Regions from separate parts of the Homo sapiens genome. Here region 2 is linked to region 1. A link is an interaction called in ENCODE POLR2A ChIA-PET data of the cell type or tissue named here. Cell type or tissue: HepG2. All regions are shown on one strand. Each heading gives the region's core, and the rest is flanking DNA. Links, peaks and the distances in the headings are about the cores only. Region 1 overlaps ANXA4 (annexin A4). Region 2 overlaps ANXA4 (annexin A4).

Evidence for each region. Peaks named below come from ENCODE experiments on the same cell type or tissue, not always from the same donor. Only the 100,000 strongest peaks of a DNase experiment are listed, where the experiment ranks them.
Region 2: POLR2A ChIA-PET joins it to region 1 with 11 read pairs; 16 of 35 experiments call an interaction of 5 or more read pairs at or near these places.

Annotation. Positions count from the first base shown.
Region 1 is chr2:69,823,720-69,826,641 of GRCh38, reverse strand. ANXA4 (annexin A4) reads right to left here. Exons shown (of 13, transcript NM_001153.5): 13 at 1-1,186. The coding sequence ends at 1,127. LOC124906021 (a long non-coding RNA gene) reads left to right here. Exons shown (of 2, transcript XR_007086846.1): 2 at 1-900. Among named protein-coding and RNA genes, the nearest start is that of GMCL1, 4.5 kb to the left of the region's middle. In HepG2, for the core only: no CTCF peak of the experiment used is centred there; no DNase peak of the experiment used is centred there.
Region 2 is chr2:69,769,127-69,772,048 of GRCh38, reverse strand. All of the region lies in intron 1 of ANXA4 (annexin A4), which reads right to left. Among named protein-coding and RNA genes, the nearest start is that of SMANTIS, 28 kb to the left of the region's middle. In HepG2, for the core only: no CTCF peak of the experiment used is centred there; a DNase peak (open chromatin) is centred at 1,628.

The sequences.
Region 1 (2,922 bases), core at 259-2,758:
GGCTAATTTTTATATTTTTAGTAGAGATGCAGTTTCTCCATGTTGGCCAGGCTAGTCTTGAACTCCTGACCTTAGGTGATCCACCCGCCTTGGCCTCCCAAAGTGTTGGGATTACTGGCGTGAGCCCCCGCCCCCGGCCTAAAAACACCATTTTTAAATTAAAATTATTTTTCCACGTTCTTACAAAGTGAACTTTTTAATTAAATCCAAGTACATCTTCAGAATGTTTCTGGAGTTGAAAGGCACAGTGCAAATAGAAATTACTACAATCAACAAAATTGATTTTAAAAAGTATTTTTAGCACAAAAAAGTTTTCTTTATATCATACTAAATTCAGAGCATTACATCATTCCCAGAATACCTAGTTTGAAGCTTATTTTTTTTTCCATTCACTTGCAAGCTGGATTAAGACATTAACTATAATAATATGGAATGTTCAGCATTTATGTTTGGTAACCAGATGTATATGGTTTGTATAACCATACTTTAGAATTTAGTTCAGATAAATTGGTTTTGGTATACTTTGACTACAGAAAGTGATTTCAACATAAGATGTGATGAAGGAAGTCTCCCATGAAAAACTTAGTAAGGATCAACTGATGCTATGGACAAAACCTAAAAAAAGAGATTTGTAGATGCTTTCAAGGCTTTGACTATGAAATATAGAAAACTGGATGGGCATTCTTACTGACCGGATGCTTACAATTTCAAATGAAGAAACTACTAGCCACTCTAAAAATTGGATTAGGGAAAAAAGTGATTTTAGAACAGTCTTCCATTTAAAAAATTTTTCACTGAAAAGAAAATATGGAATAATTTAATATATTCAATGTCTGTGAAACACAAAGTAGAAAGTAATCTTTTAAAAACATGGAATACATATTTATTTCTACTTTAAAATCTCCATTTATATCTTATAAGCTTTGAAATGCAAGTACAGCTTTAAAGCATCATAATGACTAATTATAGGTGAATAATAATACAGACAGTCTATATTCTAGGAGGCAGCTGTAGGCGTTTTAATTGGAAATAAGCATTCTGAGATAATGATAATAGCAGTGTAGAAAAATGAAGTTAAAAAAATTCAAAGTGTTGAGAATCCTCCTGTCCTTCTGGGATTTTTATTTTAATCATCTCCTCCACAGAGAACAAGCAGTACTTTCCTGTAGTCTCCAGATGTGTCACCCTGTTCGATAGGGAAGCAAAGTTAGATAAATAGATTTTAAAATGAAACACACAGTTCAAAGTCATCTAAGCCAACTTTTTCAAGCTTGGCTGGATTTTTCTTAGCTTTAAATTTTTTTTGTTATTTTTTATTACGAAGGTAATACTTATTCAGTGTAGAAAATAAAGACAAAAAAGAACACAAAAATCAACCATTATTCCATCATCTAGAGACTACTATTCTTACCGTTTTGATGTGTGAATGTCCTTCCAGTCTTTTTTCTATGTATCTAGATACCCAATGTGATAGAACAGTAGTATTCTGTGTTCTGCTTTTTCACTTAACAATATAGCCTATTTCCCTATTTTGTTCATTTTTGTTTGTGGTTTTTTTTTTTTTTTTTTTTTTTTGAGACAGAGTCTTGTTCTGTCACCCAGGCTGGAGTGCAGTGGCGCCATCTTGACTCACTGCAAGCTCTGCCTCCCGGGTTCACGCCATTCTTCTGCGTCAGCCTCCTGAGTAGCTGGGACTACAGGCGCCTGCCACCATGCCCGGCTAATTTTGTTTTTGTATTTTTAGTAGAAATGGGGTTTCACCATGTTAGCCAGGATGGTCTTGATCTCCTGATCTCATGATCTGCCAGCCTTGGCCTCCCAAAAAGTGCTGGGATTACAGGCGTGAGCAACCGTGCTAGGGCCCTATTTTGTTAAATATTATTCTACAACATTATTTAATGGTTACAGAATATCCCATTGTATGCAGGTAAAATAATTTATTTGATCACATCCTCCCTCTCCCTATTGTTGGATATTTACGTTGTTTCAATTTTTCACTATTATAAACACTGCTTCAATAAGCATATTGTAGTTACATTTTTGTATATTTTCTTAATGATTTATTCTGGATAAATTTTCATAAAATGGGAATTACTGGACTAAATGCATTTTCTTAAACCTTTTTTTTTTTTTTTTTCTGAGACGGAGTCTCGTTCTGTGGCCCAGGCTAGAGTGCAATGGTGCAATCCTGGCTCACTGCGACCTCCGCCTCCCAGGTTCAAGTGATTCTCCTGCCTCAGCTGCCTGCGTAGCTGGCACTACAGGTACACACCACCACGCCTGGCTAATTTTTATTTTTTTAGTAGAGACAGGGTTTCACCATGTTGGCCAGGCTGGTCTTGAAGTCCTGACCTCAAGTGATCCACTCACCTTGGCCTCCCAAAGTACTAGGATTACAGGTGTGAGCCACCGCACCCAGCCTGTTTTCTTAAACATTTTGATATGGGTTACAAAACAGTCTTCCGGAAAGGTTCTATAATTTCTGCATATAAATTTTTGTGGTCTAATAATTGATTAATTTTTTAATCTTTAATTTTATTTATTTATTTTTATTATATTTTTAGAGACAGGGTCTTGCTCTATCACCCAGGCTGGAGAACAGTGGTGTGGTCATAGCTCACTGCAGCTTCGAACTCCTGGGCTCAAGTGATCCTCCCACCTCAGCTTCCCAGAATGCTGGGATTACAGGTGTGAGCCACTGCACCTGGCCTAGATTAATTTTTATTAGTCATTCGTGGGGACTAGAAAAGATGGAATCTCTGTATATAGGGTTCAAAGTTTAATAAGTATCTGTTAAGCTCAATCTTAATATATCCTTGTTTATACTTTGCCTCATTGATGTGCCAAAGCATAGGATGTATTAAAGTCTCTCGCTAGCATACTAATTCCATTATATGTTTTCTTCTGGAGCCTCAAGTTTCT
Region 2 (2,922 bases), core at 266-2,765, 55 kb after region 1:
AGAACATGGGTGGGTGACTACAGCTTCTTAACAGTATCTGAACTCTACGACTAGGGCTTAGGATAGGGATCTGAAGTTTTTAAGACATAGTTTTGGAGCAACTGAAAGATAGTTGGGAATTAAACATATGAGACCTATCTCAATAGCAGTTACAAAAGGGAAAAATAAGTTGTAAATAAGTTCAACTTATTTCAACTAAGATTACATAAATTCATGGAAATAATTTACAATGAATTCATAAAGAAAAAGTAGGTATGTTGAGAATACATCTATACTGGTTTCCAGGATGTCCAGAAGGATAATAATACACTGTAACACAAATTGCCCAGTTGTATCTGCCAGAAATGGGCAAGCCAGGTGCTGACTCAACTAGAAAGTTTCTTATGTCCTTATGGCAGACTGCAGGGATGTGGAACAAGAACTTCTGATTTCAAGTCCTATTTAGTAGGCTATATGTGGAGGTAACAGTGTGGTGCATTCTCCTCTCTCACCCAGCATTTGGAAAGCGGGCAAAGTAGATACTTCCCTAAGCATTAGACTAGTAAAATCAGCAAACACCCATCAAAACAAAGATATGCAAACTCATTTTAATGGGAAAGAACGGCTCCTGGGTTGAAGCAGGCTTGCTGGAAGATATTAGCATGTTTAAGGAAAACTTGTGTCCATCAGCAGAGCAAGCTCCATGCAAAACTGGCACAGATGCTTACTTTGAAATATTCATCTAAGCCCTGTCCTACGGAAAGGGTGAAGCCAGTGGTCGGGGGTCAGATATTTCCCCACTGTGAAGATGAATTCTGTCCATCTAATACTCCCTTGTTCCATGGTTGCCAAGCACCTTTTAGGCTAGAGTTTGGCTTCCCAAATCAACCTGTCTACAAATATTGGAGCATGAGGATTTTTGCCTAAATAATATTTTTCCTTTCTTTTTTTTTTTTTTTTCTTTTTTTTTTTTTTGGAGACAGGGTCTTGCCCTGTTGCCCAGGCTGGAGTGCAGTGGTACAGTCATAGCTCACTTCAGCCTCGAACTACTTAGCTCAAGAGATCCTGCCGCCTCAGCCTCCCGAGTAGCTGGAACTACAGGTACGTGCCACCACGCCCAGCTAATTTTTTTTTTTTTTAAATTTTCTAGACAAGGCCTCGCTGCATTGCCTAGGCTGGCCTTGAATGCCTAGGCTCAAGCGATCGTCTGCCTCACCCTCCCAACGTGCTGGGATTACAGGTGTGAACCACCATGCCTGGCACTGTATTTCTTAATATAAATAAATTAGCAATATGTGTGTGTCTGCACGTGTGTGTGTCTGCACGTGTGTGTTTGCATGTGTGTGTGCGTACAGGTTTAATGAGCCTGGTGAATAGGAATCCTCCCTTTCTTGTCGTGCTGAGAGAGAGTTTCTCTGGGTCTGCTGGATGTTGCATTGTGGTGAATTCACCCCGGTAACTGAAGCTCTCCTTCAGACCCCACCACAACTTGGCGGCCTCCATTCAGGTTCCTAACATTGACCCACATCCCAGAACAGGCCACCTGAGCCTATTATGAAGGGACCTGCCAGCCTTGTGGCACATTCCTACTGAATCCTTCCCTTCGCTGGAAGATCACATGTGAGTGAGTCATTCACTATTTTTCTTTGGTACATGGTTTCATTTTACAGCCCACAAGGATGACAAATTTAAACCACTGGTCTGCAGATTGCAAAGGGTGTGACTGGGCCCCACCCAAACACTAAAGGCTTTCAAAACTGTCTATGAAATAGGAAAATGAGAGTAACTCTCTTTTTTTCCTTCTTTTTTTCTTGGAACTTAGATCCTTCTAAAAGTAAAGGAAGTTTTATTGCAGTGACGGGGTTTGAGTTGGGAGAAATAACATTTTAAACGTGTATTCAAAGGCAAGATGTAGAAGGTAAAGGAATGAAAACAAATTTGGAGGCCTGCCTACTAGGCCATCTTAAATAAGAATCGATTCCAGCCTAGCACCCAGCTAGTAACTTACGGACGGTCTTTTGTCCATATTTTGGCCAGTTATTCACAGCACTGTTGAGGGCAATAATAATCCTTTCAATCCACAAGTAATTAAAAAACATGTATCTTAGGCCTGGTGCAGTGGCTCACACCTGTAAACCCAGCACTTTGGGAGGCTGAGGTGGGCAGATCACCTGAGGTCAGGAGTTTGAGACCAGCCTGGCCAACATGAGGAAACCCCATCTCTACTAAAAATACAAAAATTAGCTGGGTGTGGTGGCACGTGCCTGTAATCCCAGCTACCCGGGAGTCTGAGGCAGGAGAATCGCTGGAACCTGGAGGCAGAGGCTGCAGTGAGCCGAGATCACGCCACTGCACTCCAGCCTGGGTGACAGAGGGAGACTCCGTCTCAAAAAAATAAAAAAATGTATTTTACATATAATTTAAAACATCCCACGCCTTCTCTGCTCTTCCCACATCATGCCAAAGCCAGTTTTTACTCCAATGATTGCTTTGTCTAAAAGGCAGGGGAAGGAGGGAGGGAACACTTATTAAACACTCCTCCATGTTATCTTATCTACTCAATAACCTCTGGGACAATGACTATTATTTCCACTTAACAAGTTAAAAACTGAGAAAAGTTGTGTAATTTGCCTGAAGTTAGCATGAGGCCAGACTGGGATAAAACACCTAGTTTACCTGATTTGAAAGCCACTAGATACTACAGTAGTGAAAACTGGTTGTGGTGAGTTCTATCTTGTCTTAAGAGGTAGGGCTAAATATCTACATTTTATAACAATAAGGAAAGTCACAGTGGCCTCAATGATTGCTGGGAAAGCTGACTGGGTCCCACATGTTGATAGTTTAATCCTTGCTTTGTTGTATGGCCTTAGTTCCCAGGCTCAAGCTTCGAATAGTGCATAAATCAAAGAATATTCTAATACGCTTTATAAATGTGCAGCTTCC